2 separate regions of the Homo sapiens genome follow, and region 2 is linked to region 1. The links are chromatin contacts, found by Hi-C or POLR2A ChIA-PET in ENCODE. All regions are on one chromosome and are shown on one strand. The core of a region is the stretch at or near the end of the contact, and the rest is flanking DNA. Distances in the headings are between cores, read along the strand shown.

Region 1 (6,923 bases), core at 3,604-6,103:
TTTGGAGATAGAGTCTAGCTCTGTTGCCCAGGCTGGAGTGTAGTGGCACGATCTCTACTCACTGCAACTTCCACCTCCCAGGCTCAAGCGATTCTTGTGCTGCAGCCTCCTGAGTAGCTAGGATTATAGGCGCCCACCATTGTGCCTGGCTAATTTTCGTATTTTTAGTAGAGATGGGGTTTTGCCATGTTTGTCTTGAACTCCTGACCTCAGGTGATCTGCCTTGGCCTCCCAAAGTGCTGGGATTACGGGTGTCAGCTGTTGGTTCTTATGCTGCCTTTCTGGTATGTGATTTTCCTCACCTGAAGGTCTGGCTATTAATGAATATATTCCAAAGAAGGTACTTGAGATCTCAGATATAGCTACCAAAAGAATATTTTGCCCAATTTTTTACTTCTAGTCATTTTGATCTTACTAAATTATCTTACCGAATATAAATGTAGAGGGAGTTCTACTTCTGCCTAGGATATAAATGTAAATGTAGAATATGTTAGTTTAAAATTAGGAAGAAAAAAGCTGGGTGTGGTGTTGCATGCCTGTAGTCCCAGCTACTGAGGTGGGAGGATCACTTGAACCCAGGAATTCGAGGCTGCAGTGAACTATGATCATGCCACTGTACTCCAGCCTGAGTGCCAGAATGAGACCTCATCTCTTAAATTAAGAAATACTTGGATTAGCAAAAACGAATAATTACTGCATAATGCCCATGAGATAGAGTCACAACACCTTTTGCCTCTCTTTTTAGTTTTTCTGATTATTTTGCTAGTTTACATGTAGAGGCAGTTTTTCCTCTTGGCCTTTATGAAGTATTTGAAATTCTATGAAAAAGGGATAGAATTTAGGTGTTCTCCAACTTTCACTGTATATAATCAGGGCTCATTTCCTTCCCTTCTTCCTTCCCTCCTTCCCTCCTTCCTTCCACGGAGTTTCACTCTTAATGCCCAGCCTGGAGTGCAGTGGCTGGATCTTGGCTCACCGCAGCCTCCGCCTCCCGGGTTCAAGCGCTTCTCCTGCCTCAGTCTCCTGAGTAGCTGAGATAGGCACGCACCACCACGCCCAGCTAATTTTTGTATTTTTAGTAGAGATGGGGTTTCTCCATGTTTGTTAGGCTGGTCTCAAACTCCTGACCTCAGGTGATCCACCTGCCTCAGCCTCCCAAAGTGCTGGGACTACAGGCATGAGCCACCGTGCCCGGCCAAGGCTTATTTTCTATTAATTGGCTCTTTAAACAAAAAAGGCTTAGTAGATATAAGAACTGAGTCATTCATGAAACTGTTTTACAATTAAGATATAGCTTTGTTTTGTTAAGAAAAGATTGACTAAAAGAAAGAGAATTCCAGGAGTATTTTGATTTTAGATGGTAGAAAGAATCTCTAGTAATTTAGTTTTTAAATAGCAGGAAGGGAAAGGAAAGAATTTAAATTGAGGCATTCAAGTTTTTAATAATATAGGGAGGAAAATGCGACCTAGTTCAACAAGACATGCTTGTGTTACTGTGAACGTTGCCATCTATTTCTGAGAACTCAAGTGCTTGTATGCTATGAACTTTCAAAAGAAGAAAACTTAACATCTTGATGAAGACCTGTAGGATGGATCTCTATACACTCCAACATCATGGAGAAAACAAATGTACTTCAGTAGATTAAGCAGTTAATCTTCTTAGAGTTAACATAACTATTTTATTTCTTTCTGCAATAATCAGTCTGTCTTATTGATAAATAAGCAATAATTTTTATTTTTGCGGCTCCTCCAGTTCTGAAGCTAATTTAATAAGGACTGCAACAAATCCTCATCAGCTGTATGACAATTTTTCTTTTATTTTTAGGGTCTTCAGCTTGATCTCTAAATTTATACTTAACAGATGTGAAATTGGAAATGAAGATTTATGCGTGGAGGTTCATGAAAATAGTTTTATCTTCAGTGGTAGTCATTCATGACAAGCAGTTTGGGAGATTTGTGTGGACCTATTTCCATGGTTTTTTTAATCTGAAACAAGTATTTCAGATTAAAAAAAAAGAGAGAGACAGACAGGACCTTGTTCTGTCACCCAGGCTGGAGTGCAGTGGTGCAATCATGGCTCTCCAGCCTCGACTTCTTGGGCTCGAGTGATCCTCCCACCTCAGCCTCTGGAATAGGTGGGACTCTAGGTGTGCATCACCACACCTGGCTAATTTTTTATCTTTTGTAGAGATGGGGTCTCACTATGTTGCCCAAGCTGGTTTCAAACTCCTGGGCTCAAGCAGTCCTCCTGCCTTGGCTTCCAAAAGTGCTGGGATTATAGACATGAACCAATGCTCCTGGCCATGAAACATGTTTTTCCGGTAAAGAGATTTTCTCAAATAATGTAAGAGTGTCTGTCTTTTTGTTTAAAAATACTGTTTTTAGGCCAGGCACGGGTAGCTCATGCCCATAATCCCAGCACTTTGGGAGGCCGAGGCGGGCAGATCACCTGAGGTCAGGAGTTCGAAACCAGCCTGGCCAACATGGCGAAACCTCATCTCTACTAAAAATACAAAAATTAGCCAGACATGGTGGCAGGTGCCTGTAATCCGATCTACTTGGGAGGCTGAGGCATGAGAATGACTTGATCCAGGGGCACAGAGGTTGCAGTGAACCAAGATCACACCATTGCACTCCAGCCTGGGTGACAGAGCAAGACTCCATCTCAAAAAAAAAAAAACAAAACAAAAAACAAAAAAATCAATTTTCTTGTTAATTTTTACATTTTTCTTTTTTTTCTAACTAAAATGCTGTTTGTTTGTTTGTTGTTTGTTTTTGAGATGAGGTTTTGCTCTTGTTGTCTAGGCTGGAGTGCAGCGCCGTGATATCATCTCACTGTCACCTCCGCCTCCCAGGTTCAAAAGATTCCCCTGTCTCAGCCTCCCAAGTAGCTGGGATTGTAGGCACATGCCACCATGCCCAGCAAATTTTTGTATTTTTAGTAGAGATGGGGTTTCACCATGTTGACCAGACTGGTCTCAAACGCCTGACCTCAGGTGATCCACCTCTGCCCCCGTAAGTGGTGGGATTATAGGCGTGAGCCACTGCGCCCGACCTGTATAAATCTTTAATATAATTTTCATGTATGTCCCTATTTCACAGCTGAAAATGTTGATTTTTGTTATACAAAGGTTAACATTTGGGCAAGTTTGTTTTCTACTGTTGTGATGAAAAAAAGTCATATTTTAACATGTTCACACCACATTTACTGGAAAGGGCTTGAACTCTTTAACCACAAATATTATAATACTCTTACAGAATTTTTCTGATGCAGTGACAGTATCTAAAACTATTGTCTAGCACTATATTACTTACTATGTCACCAAGCACTAGGCATGTTTGGAGTATGCTCATAAATTATTTTTTAAACTCTTCTAAAAATAACAATTTAGAAAAATACATAAAAGTAGAAAGATAAAATTATTGCTGGCCGGCCGGGCACGGTGGCTCACGCCTGTAATCCCAGCACTTTGGGAGGCCGAGGTGGGCGGATCACCTGAGGTTGGGAGTTCGAGACCAGTTCGAGACCAGCCTGACCAACATGAAGAAACCCCATCTCTACTAAAAAAAAACACAAAATTAGCCAGGCATGGAGGCACATGCCTATAATCCCAGCTACTAGGTAGGGTGAGGCAGGAGAATCGCTCGAACCTGGGAGACGGAGGTTGCGGTGAGCCGAGATTGCGCCATTGCACTCCAGCCTGGGCAACAAGAGCGAAACTCCATCTCAAAAAAATAGAAAAAAAATAATAATAAAATTACTAATATTATAGTGTGTTCTCTTTTAGTCTTTTAAAATGTCTCCCTACATTTAAAAAAAATTTAGTTCTGCTTAAGTAGTTTTTAATAGTAGGCTCTCTATTTAACTTTTCTTAGTGATGTTAATATTTTATAGAGAATCTTAGCATAATTATCTAATTGATCCCTTTCACTCTCAAGTTTCTAAGTCGTGTCGTAAATATGGGATTGATTTTTGAAAGTAAGGGTACACATTGAAATTAACATGCCGTAAACTAGTTGAGTGTGTTGGATTTCTTTGTTTAGTAACAACTGAGTGAAACTATCTAGACTAATTGGCATGGAATTTAAAATACATCAATATTTTGTAATAGTGTATCAATACTGATTGAATTTTCTCGCTCATTTCCAACTTGGCTTTCTGTAATCAAAGAGTTGCAAATTTAGTTAGAGAATAATTTTTTGTATGTTGAAGATCACCAGCTGCATTAATGGGAACCCAAAAGTAAAAGAGACACTGTAAAACTTCAGTTGTAAAACTCTTAAATAAGCCACAACAGTTCTAGTGCATGTTAACAGTTACAGAGAACTGAAAATAAGCTAAATTATGCTAAATATATTATTTGAAATTAAAAATGTGTTACATTTAAAAAATATTTTCGCCAAACAAATTAAATCCTCTTAGGAGGGAATGAGTTAGGGGATGAAAAAACCTGGTAAAAGGCTTTCACAAATGAGTAGGCTCAATCCTATTTTTTGCCATCATTCAGTTGCTTTTTATCACACTTTATTCCTTTATTTTCCAAACATAAGTTGAATACCCACTATGTGCCAAATACTGTGCTTGTCACCAAAGATACCAAGAAGTGGTCCTTATTAAGGAATTCATAATAATAATAAATTCTTTATTAAGGTATTGATCCTACCACCCCTTACCTCTTCACCCCAGTTAATGCACTCAGTCTTCCCTTGATATTGCTTACATTCCCTGGCATTATTATTATAATCACTTCTTTTGACTCAAGCTGTTCTTTTTCTCTCCTTTTGCTTTATAGTACTCATCTGACAAAACCACAAGAACCTTGATTAAATCTAACCCTCCAGCTCCTTGCCTGCACCTGTGCAGCCGATCGTGGTTGGAGTAAAGCAAGCAACCACAATGACTGTTCTTATTTTAAATTCATTACTGTGAACCTCAAGTGGGTCCTTAATTCTCTATGTCCTTCTTCCATTCACTTTCCTACTTTCTTAGAAGACTATTTCATACTGCTGCTTATGTCTTCACATCCCCAACATCTCTTCCCTATCCTCATTTTCAGCTGGTGACCTTGCTTTGTACCTACTGAGAGATAGAAACAAGAAAAACATTTCTACACACTTCATAAGATCTGCCTACCTAACTGCGTTTGCTGCCACATTCTCTGTGTTTTCATCTTTAGCCATAGATATACAGTCATGCTACTGTCTGAAGCCAGTCTTCATAAGCATCCCTTCTTGACTGATCAAAGACATGGCCCATTTTCTTGCTCTGTTCTGAGTCATTCCCACTACTTACAGATCTGTGGTTATTTGTCACATCTCAAGGAAAATCTTTTCTGGAGCCTGACTTCTACTGTGACATTTCTTCGCTCCATTTTCATTCAGCAGAACTGTTTGAAAGTTACCTACACTTGTTACTCAGTTTCTCTCCTTTTTCTGTGTAAATCCACTCTCATCAGCCTTTTGTTCACTGTGTCTCCACAACTGTGCTTACCAGGAACACTAGTGACCCTTTGTAGATAAATTCCTCCTGCTTTTCTTGCCCTCTTACGTACCTTATCAGTGGCTTTACAGTCAGTTGATCACTCCTTCCGTGATATGCTTTGCTTGGGCTCCAGCTGCTCCAGCTACAACCATTTTTCTTGTTTATTTTCCTTTTCTTCCTTTCTCAAAATTAAGAAACCACTCCTCAATTATCTTTTCTGTCTTCCTCATCTTTATGTGTTTTCTCCCTTCTAATTTTTCCCCTATTTCTTTCTGATATCCATTTAACATTTTTTTGGTTTCTGTTCCTATTTTTCCAATCCTAACTTGAGTCACAATTCTGATATTGAATTTTTCTAAATTATTTTTCCGAGCCAAAGGAATTTGATCTGGAATATAACTTTCACCTAGGACTCTGGGTAAATTCTTTCCCTTCAACTCTCCTCCCCCTCCTTTTCTTTTTTTCTTCATCGTTCAAGCTTTCTACATTAGGACTACGTTATGTATTATTACAAAAGTGAACTTAATTTTAAAATATGAAAAAAATTTCTGTTTCATATCTATTCTCCTAATATCCCTTACCACATCTAGAAAAGTATTCATTTGGCATATGATAAGTACTAAATGAATGTTGAACTAAATTGGACCTCCTGACAACAAAATGGAAGTAGAGCAGAAGGTAAAATCCAAATAAAAGCCACTGGTTTTTTAAAGTGATACCTATAATAGGGGATTGGGACAGATATGGCTTGACCCTCTCACTGGAGCTGCTTCTCACCTCATTTATATATAACTCTGTGTTTCACATTCTAAGGAACTGTCAAACTTTTCCACAGAGACGACACCGTTTTACATTCTCACCAGCAATGTGTTAGGGTTCCAGGTTCTCTGCAGCCTTGTCAACACTTGTTATTCTCTGTTTATCTCATTGTGCTTTTTTGATTTGCATTTTCCTAATGCAACATTTTTTCATGTACTTGAAATGTAGAGTTGAACATTTTTTCATGTACTTATTAGCCATTTGTATATCTTCTTTAGAGGAACGTCCCTTCAAGTTTTTGCCATTTTTGAATTGGTCAGTTGTTTTGTTGTTGTTGAATTATAGTTCTTCATATATTCTAGATGTTATTCCCTTATCAGATACATGATTGCAAATGTTTCTTTTGTTGCCTCTGCTTTTGATGTTATTTCCAAAGAAACATTGCCAAATCCAGTGTTCTGAAAATTTTCCTTTATGTTTTCTTCTAAGAACTTTATAGTTTTAGCTGTAATGTTTACATTGTTGTTCTAATCTGAGTTCATATTTGTATATGATATATGTGACCTCTTTGGGTTACATAAAGAGCTCATCTCTTAGCAAACAAAATGGAGTCGAGACTGAGAGACTGGAATGAATTTGATTGGAAATATTAATTTTCTGTTACTTTTTAGCTATTCTTAGT
Region 2 (6,580 bases), core at 2,043-4,542, 69 kb before region 1:
TCTCAGTCTTGCCGGGGGTGGGGGGTGCATCAGAGTGTCCTGGAGGGCTTGTTAAGACACAAAATGCTGTTTCCCTCCCGGAGAGTTTCTAATTCGGAATGTCTGGAGCGGTGCCTGGGAATTTGCATTTCTAACAAATTTCCAGGTGTTGGCTTGGCGCTGTATGCACTTTGCTGTAATCCCAGCACTTTGGGAGGCTGAGGTGGGTGGACCACTTCAGCCTGGGAGGTGGAGGCTGCAGTGAGTTAGGATTTCCAGCCTGGGTGACAGAGTGAGTGAGACCCTGTCTCAAAAAAACAAATTTTCAGATGTTGCTGATGGTGTTGGTCCTGGGAGCATACTTTGGGAACCACTTTTCTAGTTTATAATACAATCCACAAACTTATGTAAACAAGAAAAATGTAATCTGTAAAATTCCCATGTACAGGAATACCAAATACAGTGTGCCAAAAGTGGTAGGACAATTGAAGACTTCATTGTCAACCCTGCTGTGTTGTGCAGCTGCCACTTTTCCCTCAGAATGTGTGTGTTCACAAGGTGTGTTGCTTTTGTAGATCAACATAAGAAATACTTACTAGTAAAGTTTATTTCTTATCTGTTTTTAAGATAAGTAAATTAACAGTTCACTATTTTTTGTGTGTGCTCAGTTAATCTTCCTCATATCACCTGGAATTTATCATCTCCCTTGGGTAATCACAGTCTAGTAGATTCTCTCTTCACCATTTTCTTAGGGAAAATGGATTGGCAAGGGAAATGCTAGACTATTTTAAGGGATTTATTGGCTTTTCTGTCCCACTGGGAATGCTTATAGGAGGGGATGCCATGAAATGTTTTTCATGATCTCAGTGGGGATCAGAAAATTCCAGCAGAACGGAGGCTAGGTGGGCATGGTTAACACATTTAGGTAGGAGGGCATGTTTGATAATGAAATTCTGAAAATGTTTGCATGTGCATTGAGATCCCTAGGTAGATAAGTAACCTAGTAACTTATTTGATTGGTATAGTTTTTTAAAACTCCAGGTCTGATGATAATCTAATATAAACTATTCTATTGAATGCTTTGAAATTGAGTCTGTTTAGTTCTGAGAGGCCATTGAAAGAAGGCAAGACCGAGTATCCTGGAAGGCCTGTTACATACCCCTGTATGTAGCATGGCCCTTTCTACTTGCCTTTGCTAATGATACTTTGTGTGTGTACATTTACTTAAATAGCTGTGCAGTGGGATAGGGGAATAATACTCAGGTTTTAAAATCTGATTTTGGCTCTGACTTAACCATTAATTACTGGTGACTCAAAAGAATACCACTGTGACCTACCAGTAAGAGTAGGTGCATATGGAGAGTCAGGAAATAGCATTTTGATAGAGTTTTGACTTAAATATGTTTCCTTACACTCATCTTGAAATTGTTTCTTATGGTCCTAAGTGAATAGTTGGAATAGATATCCTCAGCAACTAATAGAATCTCCATTTAGTGTGAGGTAGTATGGAAGGAATGGCCAAGAAAAGCCATTTAGTGCCACCATTAAAATCCTGAAAGATGCTGGGCAAGGTCATCAGGAGAAAAATGTAAAACAAAACCAATGAAACACACACACACACACACACACACACACACACACACACACACACACAATATAAGGCATTAAAAATGGTCTCATTTACATTATTATTATTATTTTTTTTTTTTTTTGAGACGGAGTCTCGCTGTCGCCCAGGCTGGAGTGCAGTGGCGGGATCTCGGCTCACTGCAAGCTCCGCCTCCCGGGTTCACGCCATTCTCCTGCCTCAGCCTCCCGAGTAGCTGGGATTACAGGCGTGCGCCACCATGCCAGGCTAATTTTGTATTTTTAGTAGAGACCGGGTTTCACTATGTTGGTCAGGCTGGTCTTGAACTTCTGACCTCAGGTGATCTACCCTTCTCAGCCTCCCATAGTGCTGGGATTACACTGCACCCAGCCTCTAAAATCTTTTTTAAATTTTAGAGAGAGAGTCTCTCTCTGCCACCCAAACTGAAGTGCAGTGGCACGATCATGTCTTGTTGCACCTTTGGCCTCCTGAGCTCAAGTGATCTTCTCACCTCAGCCCCCTGAATGGTTGGGACCATAGGCGTGTGCCACTGAGCCCAGATAATTTTTTTATTTTTTATAGAGCCATGTCTTCCTTTGTTGCTCAGGGTTTTTCTTGGCAAAAGCATATTGCCAGAACATATCTTTTTTTTTTTTTTTTCGGAGATGGTGTTTTGCTCCATCACCTAGGCTTGATTGCAGTGCACAATCTCGACTCACTGCAATCTCCACCTCCCGGGTTCAAGCGATTCTCCTGCCTCAGCCTCCCGAGTAGCTGGGATTACAGGCACCCGCTACCACTCCCAGCTAATTTTTTGTATTTTTAGTAGAGATGAGGTTTCACCATGTTGGCCAGGCTGGTCTCAAACTCCTGACTTCAGGTGATCCCCCCTGCTTCGGCCTCCCAAAGTGCTGGGATTATAGGCATGAGCCACCGCGCCTGGCCAACATCTCTTTTTTAAGAGAAATAACTTGTAATTTCTTTCTTTCCTTTTTTAAAGAGACAGGGTCTTGCTGTGTCTCCCAGACTGGAGTGCAGTGGTGTGATCATAGCTCAATACAGCCTTGAACTTCTGGGCTCAAGCAATCCTACTGCCTCAGCCTCACAAGTAGCTAGGACTACAGATGTGCACCACCATGACAATTAGTATTCTTGCTTTATTTTTTCTTTTTATTTGATAAGAAGTTTATAACTTTGAAAAATATGAGTAGAAATGTAAGAGTCTGTTGAAGATGTAAACTATTGTTTTTTAAAAAGTGTAAATATATTTTTAATAAGATTGTAGGGCCAGACGCATCTGGTAAGGGCTTAAAAGCTGATTTTTAAAAATTGATAGCCAGAGGTTATATCTTACTAATGTTTGCTAATGCTACTAATTAGCGTTAGTTTGCTAATGCTACTAATGTTATAATAATGATCTGATGACCTCAAATAGCTTTTCAAAAAAAAAATCTTTTTTTTTTTTTTTTTGCTTCGTATGTTCACATTTCATTATTTCTTACTGGTCAAGATTTTTTTTCTTTTTTTGAAAGTCTCTGTCTGTCACCTAGGCTGGAGTGCAATGGTGTGATCACAGCTTGCTGCAGCCTCTACTCCCCAGGCTCAAGTGATCCTTCTGCCTCAGCCCCCTCACTAGCTAGGAGCCACAGGTGTGTGCTACCACGCCTGGCTAAGTTTTTGATATTTTGTAGAGATGAGGTTTTGCCGTGTTGTCCCGGCTGGTCTTGAACTCCTGGGCTCAAGCAGTCCTCCCACCTTGGCCTTCCAGCGTGTTGGGATTACAGGCGTGAGCCACTGTGCCCAGCCCAGGATTTTTGTATATTTTGACAGTTTAGCTTAAAAATGTAAACTGGAATTGGTTTAATATTTGTCTAGATGTGATCTAAGTTCTGAATATCCCAGGGCATTGTGGGTGCTCAATTAATGTTTGTGGAATTGTAACTGTATTTGATATTATTTCTATTTTGATAATAGGCATCTGATGGGTTTAATTAAAGCTATTTTGGTTATGGGTAATAGAACCCATTTCAGGTGATGAAAAGCAGAAAAGAGAATCTATTATAAGGGTACAGAGCATCTCATGGTACCCAAAGAGGGGAACTCCAGTTTGGCTTGAGGAGGCAGTTGGAAAGCTAGCAGGAACTAAGGCTAGCTATTCTCTCAGTCACTCAGAGAACCCACAGTTTCTTATGTGCACTTTTTCCCCCTCTGCATCTGTTTTATTTCTTACTTCCTCTCAGCAGACTGGTTTTCTCTACTTCTCCCTGTGCATGCCAGAAAATGGCTACCATAGGCTGCATCACATCCTTTCTCTACCGGCTAATTGGTTAACCTAGCTTTAACTTCATAGCAGAGTAAAACCGATCGGCCCAGTTTGGATCAGGTGGCTAGCAGTCTAATGAATTACTTGTTGGCAAAGCATATTGCCAGAACATATCTCTTTGTTAAGAGAAATAACTTGTAATTGATACTTGTCATGTTAGTGACTTAGTCTTTGTAAAGCTGTGTGGGCTTCTTTGTCGTAAAAATTTGGTCATCTGTAAGATAGTTTGTCCTTATTTTACTTATTAAAATATGATTTGTTGGGTCCCTCATATGTGCATAGTCATTGAATAGGCAGAGCGGTCTGCGCGCGTGCACACACACACACACACACACACACACACAAAATTAGGCCTAGTGTTGGATTTTCCTACTCTTACCATTGTGCCTGTTTTTAGTATGCATTTGATTTAGCACATGATAATCATAATTCAAAGATAAGTCTGCAGCAGACTTAACATTTATATATAGAGTGTTTTTAAGGCAGAAGGTATTATTTACCCTCTTTTTAGAAGTGGAGAAACTGAGAATCAGGGAGTAAAAATCAGTCAACTAATAGGTTGCAGATCGTAGCCATAGCTGAGTTGAGATATTCTTTACACAAATTATGGCCTTATTCTTCTATATCCTTTTACCTCTATGTGAGTGTATATCAAACTGGACTTCTCCGAAATTCTCTTTGGCCTAGTTTGCAAGTTCTCTGTGTAGAATAAAAAATTACATTTTTAATTGATTATTTTTATCAAGTAATACATGCAAATGACACTAAATTCAAAAGGTATATACTTTATTATTGTTTTATCTTGAGTTTCTTCCATTTCATTTCATACAGAGAGCTAAAAAGATTTAATATAAACATTTTCTGGGTCATTTGTACATCTGGATAGCAGAGAACTATTAGGTTGGTGCAAAAGTAATTGTGGTTTTGCAATTACTTTTATTTTTATTTATTTATTTATTATTTTTGAGTCGGAGTCTCACTGTCACCCAGGCTGGAGTGCAGTGGTGTAATCTCAGCTCACTGCAACCTCCACCTCCCGGGCTCAAGTGATTCTCTCTGCCTCAACCTCCCAAGTAGCCTCCCAAGCCACCACCACGCCCAGCTAATTTTTTTTTTTTGTATTTTAGTAGCTTTTTTGTATTTCACCATGTTGCCCAGAGTGGTCTTGAACTCTTGAGCTCAGGTGATCCACCTGCCTTGGCCTCCCAAAGTGCTGGGATTACAGGTGTGAGCCACTGTGCCTGGCATGCAATTACTTTTAATGGCAAAGACCACAATTAGTTTTGCACCAAACTAGTATAATTTCAGTTTCTGCAATTACTTTTTATGTTTTACAACCAGCGTTCATAGTGAGTAGTATTACTTCGCTTGTTGCAGGTTTGATTATAAAACAACGGAGATGGAGTTCACAGTAAGTGATATGTTCCTACATCATGAGGCAACATTGATCTCTCCAGCAAAGGTTTTGTACTAGTTTACATAGGGAAAAGTGGTGGGAGAATTGATTCGTTACACTGTGCTCAATATTAAAAGCATGCTAGTCCAAAGTAGTCTGTGCCATATTTGTGTTTTGAGTGTGTAGTTGTAGCAGAATATCATCCATCATATTGAATTAATGTTCTTACTTGAATTTCATTGATTTTGTTGGTTTGTGGAATTTAGTTTGCAGATTTGGTTTTATACTTGTACAGTTCCGTAAGAATAAATAATTCTTAGCTACTATATGACTACATTTTATCAGGTACAAGTATACATTTTCTACATTTTAACATCTCTGAAATCAGGATGCATTTAGCAGTCAATTGATGGTATATCGTAGTTTAATTGGCAGCTTTTTTCTTTTTTAGTGGTAGGTGTGGTTTACAATTAGTGACTTAAATTAGATGAAATATGGTAACTTTATGTTTGTATGAATTTCAGTAACATAAAAATAAACCATCATCTCTGTAAAGGAGAGATAATTTACTTTTTTTAAGTTTAAGAACAGCTGTGTAGGCTGAGTGCGGTGGCTCATGCTTGTAGTCCTAGCACTTTGGGAGGCCAAGGCTGGCGGATCATCTGAGGTCAGGAGTTCGAGACCAGCCTGGCCAACATGGTGAAAACTCGTCTCTATAAAAATACACACACATGAAATTAGCTGGGTGGGGTGGTGCACGCCTGTAGTCCCAGCTACTTGGAAGGCTGAGGCAGGAGAATCACTTGAACCTGGGAGGCAGAGGTTGCAGTGAGCCAAGATTGCGCCACTGCACTCTAGCCTGTAAATATAACTGCCAGGAACTTGAGATTTCAGAAAACATTTCTCCAGAGTATCTGGAAAATCACCTGGCTTACCCAAACAAAATTGCCACTTGTGGATATTTGCTACCAATGCCCCTATCATTCTTCTCTGTAGTCCTGTACTCATAAGCTTAGCTGCTTAGCTGCTCATACCTATTCTTGAACTGCTTCTGTCACTAATTTCTACGTGATCTGATTGTTAAGTACAAAATCTTCTTTAAAAAGAATGGTAATAATAAATTAATATAGACATTTATTTATATTGAGTGCTTATTACATGTGATTTTATGTGTAATAGGCCACATTGGTATTGTATGTATTTAATATGTAATTTATATTTAATTATAATATGTAATAAATGTATAATATAAAAGTGAACATATGTTTTATTAGTATGATAAACTACACTTTAC

Evidence for each region. Hi-C counts contacts between places; a loop is a spot of excess contacts on that map. ChIA-PET counts read pairs that join two places held with the same protein, here RNA polymerase II (POLR2A). Pooled maps may share reads with other maps.
Region 2: a loop to region 1 is called in a pooled map, with 2.1 times the contacts of the local background. The contact joins two enhancer-like sites. A Hi-C loop is called at or near these places in 1 of 168 maps with a recorded cell type or tissue (posterior vena cava) and 2 of 50 pooled maps. POLR2A ChIA-PET finds 5 or more read pairs at or near these places in 4 of 52 experiments (T-cell, activated CD4-positive, alpha-beta T cell, activated T-cell and 1 more).

The regions. Positions count from the first base shown.
Region 1 is chr1:235,205,326-235,212,248 of GRCh38, reverse strand. All of the region lies in intron 17 of ARID4B (AT-rich interaction domain 4B), which reads left to right. Among named protein-coding and RNA genes, the nearest start is that of MIR4753, 19 kb to the right of the region's middle. Within about 2 kb of position 4,853, at least 2 of the 41 ENCODE cell types and tissues checked have a DNase peak (open chromatin) inside an H3K27ac peak, as active enhancers do.
Region 2 is chr1:235,272,648-235,279,227 of GRCh38, reverse strand. All of the region lies in intron 2 of ARID4B (AT-rich interaction domain 4B), which reads left to right. Among named protein-coding and RNA genes, the nearest start is that of ARID4B, 52 kb to the left of the region's middle. Within about 2 kb of position 3,292, at least 7 of the 41 ENCODE cell types and tissues checked have a DNase peak (open chromatin) inside an H3K27ac peak, as active enhancers do.